Regions from separate parts of the Homo sapiens genome. Here region 1 is linked to region 2. The links are chromatin loops, found by intact Hi-C in ENCODE. Cell type or tissue: endothelial cell of umbilical vein. All regions are shown on one strand. Each heading gives the region's core, and the rest is flanking DNA. Links, peaks and the distances in the headings are about the cores only. Region 1 has its middle 130 kb from the start of LINC01776. Region 2 overlaps LINC01776 (long intergenic non-protein coding RNA 1776).

Region 1 (5,393 bases), core at 147-5,146, 81 kb before region 2:
TGCCATAATCTGAATTAAGAAGGTATTTAAATGGAGTAGGTTTTCCAAGTAGAGATACCAGCATAAAATAACTATAAATTTCCAGTCTAAAAACTTCAAGTTTAAGAGTTCTATTAACTCTTCAGCCTACCAAATTCTATCTTCTCTTCCTAAATAACAAATTATCTCTAGTTTCCATTCTACCTCTAATTAATGGAATTTTAAGCCAGCCATACTCATATGGAAAATACTGTGGAAATTAAATTAAAAACGAGGATACTAATAATCACTAAAATTTTCAAAAGAGACTGGGAAGAGTACACAACAATCATAGTATTATTATAGCTAATACTTAAATAATTGTTTCTATGTATTAGGGACTTTTCATAACACTTGATAGCTATTTAATATAATATCATAATAATCCTACACAGCAGGTATGATTATAATCTTTCTTTTACTGATGAAGAAACTCAGGCACAGAGAGGTGTAGTAACCTGCCTAAAGTCTCACAGCTAATTAAAAAAAATCAAGATCTGGACCCAGGCGCTCTTGCCCCCAAATCTTTGCTTTTATCCACCATGCTATGATTACATCATCATCAAATTTTTTCATTATTTTATTTACTGCTCAACGTTATGTTGTTCTTTGACCTATTTATTTCTATCTGTTGATTAAACCAAAGATTTTCTTAGAAGAATTTTGGCATTTTTGTCATTCACTGTCACAACAAATAGGCCCACTCACCATCATTGATTAACTTCACTCACTCGTTCAATTAAAAAATACTAAATATCCAATTTATGTCAGAAATTAACTTAGGTTCTAGGTTTTATTGGTCAAAAGAGTGAAAAGGAGTATTGGGCATGTAAATTTGATTAGAATTTAATTTGATAAGTGATATAGATCTGCACTGGATCCTATGGGAGCAAGAGGAAGAGGATCAGGAAAAAAATTATTCTAATTCCAAACTTACAACAGGGTTAGTAGCCAGTCATTTGATGAAGAAGGAAACAAGATGGACAGGCAGGTGTAATTGTGTGAGCAAAGATATGGAGACACAAATGAAGGAGAAATCTCAAGTAGTTCAACTTTTATTCATATTTCAAAATTATTGAGGACCCAATAGGTGCCACAGACTGCCCTAAATGCCAAGAATTCAAAGAATAAGACATAGACATCATCCTCAGGAAAGGGTAAGCCTGAAAAAAGCAAATTTTTTTTTGCATAAATTGCTTAAGACCTTTATGATCATTGCTGTTTAATTCTAGTTTCTCATGAGTAGCAAAAATCAGTATATCCTAATACTTGGGGACTGTAGTCTCTGTTTAGAGGATATTTCCATTTCCACATAATGGTCTTCCCTCACAAGAAGAAGGAACTTAACTTGCAGGGCCCTATGTCCCTGGCTATGAAGCTCTGATTTTATCCTAATGGCAAGGGAGTCTTTGAAGGCCTTAAATCTGAGACTGACATGAGATGGAAATGTCCCATGCTTCATGCGTTTTAATGTGCTGCTTCTCCAGCTATAATGTCTCTTTTAAAAGGAGTTTAAATCCTGAAAAATGGATAATAGAATCATAAAACAGTAAACCTCATATAGCAATTTACCATAAAGCAGAAGCTTCGATATAAAATGATGAAAGATAAAGTAGGCATATAAGTTACCCTTAAAATCTGTGCCGAATAAATTTAAAATACTAGAATTTCAGATGCAGAGAATAACAATTGTGTTTGCTAGCCAGAGTCTGCTTTGGTTCATTTGAGGAAAGCATGTCAGTCACTCTTAATGGTCTCTGCAAAACCCTAACCATGTCTTTGCCAAGACTCTCGTGTAATAGTTACATGATAAGCCCCAATGTGCTTCACAGTAAATCAGAGAGTTCCACAGCTAAGTTACATGATAAGCCTTGCTATATTGAACAGTAAATCATGGAATTCCTCAATAAAGTTACACACTAAAACTCTCTAGCTTATTTATTTATTTTTTCTTTATAGTATTATCTCCCAGTGGTGGATAAAGGTCAGCAACGTGCCTTCTGCTGAGCTACTTTCCTTTATCCCTTCTGCATACACATTTCCAGAGAATGCTTCAAGTCCCTCCCATCACAGCTAGAAAACGGTGAATATAAAACTTGACAGAAACCCCAAAAGATCTCAGAACTGGAATCTCTATCAATAGATGGATGAGGATAGGAATGTAGGATGCAGAAGCGGTATGTGATGTGAGAACTCCATGACAGAGAAGGAGCAAATCTATGAAACCTTCATATACCATTTGCTCATGAAGAATCAATGGATCATAGGTAGTAGTGACATCAATAAAATTTCTCTAATGGTAATTTAATGATTATAAACTATTACATTAACAAGATGCAGTTGTGTTTCCCTAAAGGCATTATGAATATTATTTAATGCACACCTGCAGATACCCAGTACTTTATCCAGCTATGACAGGGTACTAATGGAGCCTGGGAGTAAAGAGTAATCATAGTCTGTCCTCTCCCCGCTGCTCCTCCCCAGGAAACAGAGTCATGTGTAGAAATAACAAATTATGCTACTCGGTAACAGGAAACAGGAGGTGGTCTTCATGATTCACTAGTCAGGAATCTATAGACTAGGAAGACCTTTTATCACAAAAGTCTGTGTACCCCTCAAGACAGATTTCCTTCTATTCAAGTTTAGTTATACATAACTGGCATGCACAAATATGGCAGCCTAAAATAAATACAGCATACTGAGGTATGAAATGGCTAACTAGTGTATGCTCAAACCTAAGTCTCAAATACAAGCACCGATTTTAAAAATTAAACATGACATCTAGCTTATCAGAAAAGATTTGCAAGCAGAGTAGTACATTGGCTGCTCATATTACTAAAACTTTATTACTGTAGAAAGTAGCCTACAGTACACTTATAAGGATGCTATTATCATAAATAATTGAACTCAAACAATGGTGAAAATAAATAACCAGAGTACATTTTGTACTTTAACAATCTTCTTTTGACTGTGGTTGTTTGAGGACCATTGGGGATGTGTGTGTGTGTGGAGGCGGGGTGGTTAATTCTTATTTACTTAAGTGCTAATTCCCTTAAATTGGTAACCCACAATTTTTTCTCCCAGTTGTCAATTAAATTTAATAAGGACATATTGTATGGGCATTGATCTTATGCAAAATACTACACTATTAGTACAACAATACAAGAAAAAAATTAGTAAGAATTACAAGTTTCAAAATTTCAATTTTAAGCACATTTTACCTAGTACAAATGTATGTATGTTTTTTTCTATTATTTATCAACATGCCTCAAAAATTCAGTCAATTTAAGTGTGGGTCTTAAGGCTTATTTCCAAGCTTCAAAAAGCTTATACTGTGTTTTTCTTCCAAAAAAAAAAAGCTTTATTCCAATGATCCCTAAACAGAAAGCATTGTGATTAGGAGACATGCATTAGCATAAAAATTCAGCATTAATTATATGTTTCTCTGATTTTCTAGAGGGATGGATGCATGGATGGATGGTTAGATAAGTAGATGGATAGATAAATATTTACAATTTTTTTTAAAACACAAAAATACGTAAAAGGAAATATGTGCCATTTGTTGGGCATTTAATGAGTCAAGATCTGAGCTACTTGTATTTAATACACGTATTTTTTTTAATCCTCATGACCACACTTTGGTTACATTTTCGCACATGGTCAAACTGAGGTTCAGGAAATTAATTTTCCTAAGCTCATGTAGTTAATAAGAATCAGAGCAAGGATTTAAACTTAGATTTACCTGGTTACCAAGCCTGTGTCTTTCCTCTACACTGTACTTTCTTACACTTTCAAATGTGAGAGTAGATCAAATTGCACAGAGATTGGCCAGGGCCTCCCGTTGCCTGTCTGGTGAAGAGATGAGTAGGAAGAAAGGTTAATTCACTTTCCTTTATATAATGGGCTGGCTTCTTCAAATTACATCAAAAAAAAGGGTAGAGTCGGGGAGTGGTTACTTGGTGCTGCTATGTAATAGTCACTCCAAACAGAAAGCTTGTAGTGGGTAAGAAAAAACAAACAAAAACAAAACACAAAAAAGCAATACAACATATGAACTTTTTCTAATTTTATAATTTAGAAAAGTACTTTCCAATTAATATCTTTTCAGAGAGTGATATTTAGAGTTTTCAGATTATCCATATTCAGATTGAGATTTTCTTAACCATGTGACTGGGATGAGAATAGGAGCGAAAAGGTGAAATATGTGGAAATTGTTTCTTCAGAAATTTAAATTTGTGTGTGTTGTGTTGTTTACTCATCCACATTCAAAGCAGATTTTTCTTTTCATGCACCGCTAGTTCAAAAATAGCCTTCATCAGGACACTCCTGGGATTGGCCTAGAATGCATTTTTTTTTTTTTTTTTGTCAACGTTCTTAGCCATCTCTGGAACTTGGAAAGGAAGGCTAGTAGATTTTTTTTATCTTAAATCTAATTATTCTTCTCATTGAAACCTCATAAGCTTAGTGAATGTCTCACAGCCTCTGATGATGTCTGACTACCAGGGAGTCATTACACCACTCGCAAGTCTTGGCAATGCAATGAGAATCCTGTCTAGCAGGAGGGGTAACATGAGGTGAAGGGAGAGTATGACCCTGTCCCCCAACATTAGGAATTAGGTCCGGGGGTAGCACTGATTGGTTTGTGCTTCAAAATGAGCAATGTCTTAAAGGGTAGATTGTTTCATTGAGTAGAATGAAGAATTTTTTCTGACCAGTGCCAAATGGAATGCTCCCTGTATTGAAGAAAGTGAACTTGATGCTATCTAGGGAAAGAAGAGTATTCATGCAAGATCCTGAGCTGTGGTCACAGGAGGCAAAAAGGGAAACCAGTGAGTGTCTCTGTCAGGTGAAGGGAGTTACTATTTGACAACATCAATGCAGGCAAGCACCTTTTGGGCAGTGCTCAATGTGACAATGCTGAATGCCTAGGGACAATCAGGTTTCCTGGTAAGTATGCATTCTCCAGAATGCTTTTAGAAGCATATCAGCCAGAATTGTTTTTAAATTTAATTTAATTTTTTTTTTTTTTTGAGACAGAGTTTCACTCTTGTCTCCCAGGCTGGAGTTCAGTGGCGTGATCTCAGCTCACTGCAACCTCCATCCCCCGGGTTCAAGGGATTCTCCTGCCTCAGCCTCCCGAGTAGCTGGGAATACAGGTGCCCGCCACCACACCCAGCTAATTTTTTGTATTTCTAGTAGAGATGGGGTTTCGGCATGTTGGTCAGGCTGGTATTGAACTCCAGACCTCAGGTGATCTGCCCGCCTCGGCCTCCCAAAGTGCTGGGATAGCAGGCGTGAACCACCATACCCAGCCCAGAAAGTTTTAATGTTAAAATTTCCCTCCAAGCCAAACTAAGTCTTTGTATATATTACCA
Region 2 (5,393 bases), core at 193-5,192:
CTCAGCTTAAAGAAAAGCTTCTGATTGAGAATCCTAGCAAAGATAACTCTGAGTTAAATATTTGATAAGTCATTTCTGCAAATATTAAGTCTTTATTTGACAACAACACCCTCTAGCCATCAAGTTACTTACAGTCCAATGGGAAAGAGTAAAGAAGTCCCTATGGAATGTCAAAAGAAGACTAAAGGAAAGCTCTGTAGAGCAGAGCACACAAATTTTAACTGTGCACACTGCTTGAAAAAGGATGAGGAATTCTTTGGTGAAATTGTCAAAGAGGCAGTTTATCATTGACATCATGTCATATGCCACTACCAATGGCCCTTCCTCCACTCAGACTGACATCAGACCTAGGCATGCAACTTTTCAAAAATACCTCATAATTCATTCTAATTTATTCTAAGGAAATTATCATAAAAACTCAGAGTTAATTATTTAAAAATTTCAATGCAATGCTGTTTACAGTATCAAAAAATATGGACTCAACAATTTTCAAACAGAGGAGATTGATTATAAAATAGTACCTTCAAGGAAAAGAATAACATGCTGTAGAAGACTATTAAGATATTCAAATATTTGAGAAAATATGAAAAAATAAACACATAAATGTATATTTAAGTTTAGAAGGATATACATCAAATATAATGTAAAATTACCAGGAATGATAGAATTTTGATTGATTTTCCTTTGTTTAGTAGTATTTTCCAAGTTATCTAGAATAAATTTGTCTTGCTTTGTAAAGGAAAAAAGACTTTTTTAAAAGAATTTACACAGTTTCCTTATTGATTTAACACTAGTTGCTAACTATCCAAGAAAAATATCAAGATCTTAGCAGCCAATTATAGTGTTGTTTGTATTACTTGCATTATTATTTTGACAGGGAATTTCTGGAGACACGATTACTTAATGTGGAGAAATAAATCCCTAATAAAGAAATTTCTGACTCTGTAAGCATCATTTAGGATCTTTGGAAGGAACTTACAGGAACCTCTCTGAAGATCTTTCTTATAGCTTGATCCAAGTCATCTGTCTAATTCCATGTGTAAACTTCATGAAGGAGGAAATTTGGGAAAAAACTTTAGAACTAGGATGGGAAGAAGAGTTGGCTAAACAAGAGCAGGTAGTACAGCTGCGGGCCTTTTTCAGATAGGAAATATTGCAGAATCAAATTAAAACTTTATTCTTTTAGCCCTAAAAGATCATCCCTGCCTTTTAATAAGTACAATGATCTAAATTTTTGTAGCTCTTCTATCCTTTAATTTATTCCCTATGTAACAAGTATAGCAGGATAGAAAAAAATATACGTTATTACTAGTTGCCTTCAACTCTATGCCTAGGGAAAGGATTGCCATGATTTAGGGGTGCTTGATAAGTTTCTGGTTTCTTGAAGCTTGGAAGAAAACAGCAGATAAGGAGAAATGGGGATTTGAGGCTTTCTAATTTCTTATGTGGTGGGGAGGTGTATGGGTTAGAAACAAATAATTCTCTGTCCTGCCAGATTTTAGAAAGGAAGTCATGTATCCAATTCAATCTAACAAGCACCCTACCGGCGTGGAGTACAGATTTGTAGCTACAAACCCTGCCCCCACAGAGTATTTAGTCATGACAATCTATATTGTAATTTGCAAGTTGTTCATCAAATCGCAGTAAATTACTGGAAACATTAAAACTTAATAATAAGTAATATTCTCCTGGAAAATTAGAAAGCTATGTCTAATTTAAAAAATCTGAAAAATCTTTCCACCTTTCTGGCATTCAGTAAAGCATACACCTGCCTCTGTAATTGCCATTTTGTTGAGGAGTAACAGAGCATGAAGCGTAATAACCACGGTATGTCTAAATAACAGCACCCTTAACTGTAGAAAAGCATTGACTTTGCCATGTGGTCCACCCTGCTGTAAATCAAACAGATTTTCTCCGTACTTTAGTATATTAGGGATATGTTACACAATTTTCGTCATTATTTTGCCACATATTTTTGTCATATCTGTTTTACTAGTTTTTTATTTAATATTTTATATATACATTTAAATGGAATCACCTTTTTACCTTAGCTCTATCCTGAGCAATAACCATGAAATCATGACTTTGATGTGCAAATTGCCTATTTCTAATGTAATTAAAATAAAAACTGTTCATCAATGTGTCATCTAAAAAGCCACATCACTCCACTTCAGTAGCAACACAGCCTAGACATTAAGATGGAGGAAGTCGGCCAGGCGCAGTGGCTCACGCCTGTAATCCCAGCACTTTGGGAGGCCGAGGCAGGCGGATCACCTAAGGTCAGGAGTTCAAGACCAGCCTCAACATGGAGAAACCCCGTCTCTACTAAAAATACAAAATTAGCTGGCCGTGATGGTGGCCTGTAATCCCAGCTACTTGGGAGGCTGAGGCAGGAGAATCGCTTGAACCTGGGAGGCGGAGGTTGTGGTGAGCCGAGATCGCACCATTGCACTCCAGCCTGGGCAATAAGAGCGAAACTCCGTCTTAAAAAAAAAAAAAAAAAAAAAAAAAAGATGGAGGAAGTCAGACTGTTCGTGTCCAAATTCCAGCTTTATGATTCATAGTTATGTGACTTTGGATAAACTCTGTGAACCTCGTCTGTGTTTACCTTCTAGGTTTGTTGTAAGAAATAAATGATTTAATATATGAAAACTAATGGAACAAAATAAGCCTGTAATAAATGTTAGCTGGCATCAGCTAGCATTATACCACAAATTAGGAGTATTCCAGGGACTGGGAACAACTAATACCCTCCCTTGAGAGTATTTACAACAAATAAGGTCATGCCCAGAAAGGATCTGAGTTCTTTAACATATTCGATGAATGTGTTCAGAGCCTGTCATGCGAAAGACTCCAAGCCAGAAAGGAACACACTCCAGCATTGCTCCAGGAAGCTAGAGTGTGGTAGCAAGGTCACTGAGAGCACACAAACCTCTGTCTGACTGCATCTAATGAATGAGAGATGCTTTAGATGTCCAGGGGTTTGTGTCTTTGCAAGAGTTCACTAAATAAAAAGCTCCCTGTTCTCTTACAGATTCAAAATGGAGAAAACACAAAGTCCACGCCTTAACAAAATGACTTATGTGAACTCATAAGCTGACTTTAAGAATAGGAAAACCTGATATGCCAAACCTTGTGTTTATATCACCTTTCTTCATTTCTCCATTCACAGTTGCAGCCGATAGTGTAAATGTAGCATATTCCCACCTAAGGCCAAACTCTAAATGCACTGAGTCACTTATACTCTAAAGTATAATTTTCTGACTTTGAACATCAGGGTCTAGACACAATATAATGTAATCTCAAATCTCATTTGTATTTCAAAGTAATTGTATGGACAATGTGTATGAGTGTATGTATGTTCAAGCCTTCTGAAAACGAGGCTAACTAGTGAGGTGAAGTCTTAGGTGGAAAATTTTATTTCCAGTATATCATTACTATTTGTTAAATGCATTCCTGATTTTGGATAATCATAGTGGAAAACACACATACACACACAAACACTAAGCCACAGTACTCAAGCAAACTTGAAGAAGGGCAGGGAGCAGTCAGCCTCTCATTATACAGCTGTTTACCAACAGGTTCTTCAGGCACATGGAGGGTCTGACTTAATTTGAATGTGCTGTGCACCATGTTTTTTCTGTGCTAAGTCAGTTCGCCTATTCTATAATCTCGAGTAGTGATCTGTTTTAAAAACAGTGTTCCATATAGCAGAATTAAGTATACATCTTGACGGTTTGCGGGTACAAAAATATCAAGTTTTCCTTATCTGGGGGGCTGGAATGCAGTGTAGTAATTCAGTACCAATTGACCATATACATGCACACACACAAGTATTATATATAATATTAAATATAATTTGAACGTCCTAACAGGGTGTAAAAGGCTCTGGAAGCTATGGGGTGTTCCAATGCCTCCAGCTTCATATTGTGTCCCTTTTCTCTTTACTCTTTGCCTTCTGATATTCAGGAATTGCTTCAAAAATGAGCCTATATCTCTCTGGCATTTCAGGCACTTTCACACATGCTGTTCCATCTGTCTGGAAGGCATTCTATTCTCTATGTGGCTACTTCCAACTGACTGTTGCTCAGAATCTAGCTTAAATATCAGTTCATTCATGTATACATTCACTCATTCATTTATTCCTCCATTTACGTATGCCATCTGTATTTATTGAACCCGTGATAAATTCACGCACTGTGCTAAACCTTGAGTATGTGAACAAAAGAAATGCAGCTCTCACTTCCTTGGAGCTTAAAACAACAGAAAATACAAACAATGAATAATTACACAAATTCACATGTAACACATGTATGATAATGGGTTTGAAGGGACACAATGGAATGCTATGAGAGAAAAAAATAAAGATCTAATTTAGATGAGCCTGAGATGAGGTGGGAGAGGAGGCTAAGGAGGTCTCTAAAAAGTAGCTGTTAGAGTGAGATCTGAAAATTAGACTAGAGAAATGATAGTGGGAAGAGTGTTCTAGGTATAGGAAACAGCACAAAGACTCCATCGTCCTTCTAAATTCACTCTCATATTTTATGTTCTTATAGCATTTTATTCTCCTTTGTAATATTAGTCACAGTAATCATTGAATAGTTATTTGGAAAACACTTGCCTCTCCCACTAGACTGTTACTCTCATAAGGCCAGTAGTAATAGTATATGCCTTTCTCTGCCCTTTCCTAAGCACCAAGCACAGTGAGAGTCTAACCCATGGTGGATGCTTACAAAGGTCTGCTGATGAAATACAGACAGTATTAATGGACTGGGAGGTCAGCAAGGGAAGCACTGCATTACAACTTTTAATCAATACTAAAGCTCTGCTTAAATATGTGCAATGAAATTAGGTGCACTTTGCCCATTTAAAAAATTTAAACTTAAGTATGCATGTTAGAGGACATGGTGGGCATAATACTGAAAGGAAAAGATCAAAAGGTAGAAATATTTATTCATTCGAAATTGACATATCACTTAGTTAACAAAACCTGCCATTTGTGTTGCTATCACTACGTAGCACAATATCCTTTGGGCACGTAGTAGGCACTCAAATATGTGTGCAATTAATGACAATGAGTTAACTAATGGAAGAAATATTTATAGGTATGTTCACTTATACCAGTTTATTTATTCAACAATATTTATTGTGTGCCTATACCTGGAGTTTTGCTGGGTGCTGAAAATACACAGATAGGTCTCAAAGAGCTCAGAACTCAAAAGAAAAAGAAAAATCAAGGTTCACAATTGTAGTGAGGTAAGTGATGAATAATGCATAATATAACTTCCTATGTGAGTGGGAGATGGGGAGAAAAGCAGGGCATTAGCTAAGTCTAGAGTGGATAGCAACTTTTTTTTTTTTTTGAGACTTAGTTTCATTCTTGCTGCCCAGGC

The links. Hi-C counts contacts between places; a loop is a spot of excess contacts. Peaks named below come from ENCODE experiments on the same cell type or tissue, not always from the same donor. Only the 100,000 strongest peaks of a DNase experiment are listed, where the experiment ranks them.
Region 1: it touches region 2 in a loop (7-fold over the local background); 1 of 110 quality-filtered maps calls a loop at or near these places.

The regions. Positions count from the first base shown.
Region 1 is chr1:98,342,123-98,347,515 of GRCh38, reverse strand. No RefSeq gene overlaps it. Among named protein-coding and RNA genes, the nearest start is that of LINC01776, 130 kb to the right of the region's middle. In endothelial cell of umbilical vein, for the core only: no CTCF peak of the experiment used is centred there; a DNase peak (open chromatin) is centred at 2,645; H3K27ac peaks cover 3,050 bases.
Region 2 is chr1:98,261,349-98,266,741 of GRCh38, reverse strand. All of the region lies in intron 2 of LINC01776 (long intergenic non-protein coding RNA 1776), which reads right to left. The region is part of intron 1 of LOC124900404 (a long non-coding RNA gene); the gene reads right to left. Among named protein-coding and RNA genes, the nearest start is that of LINC01776, 53 kb to the right of the region's middle. In endothelial cell of umbilical vein, for the core only: no CTCF peak of the experiment used is centred there; a DNase peak (open chromatin) is centred at 2,731; H3K27ac peaks cover 2,111 bases.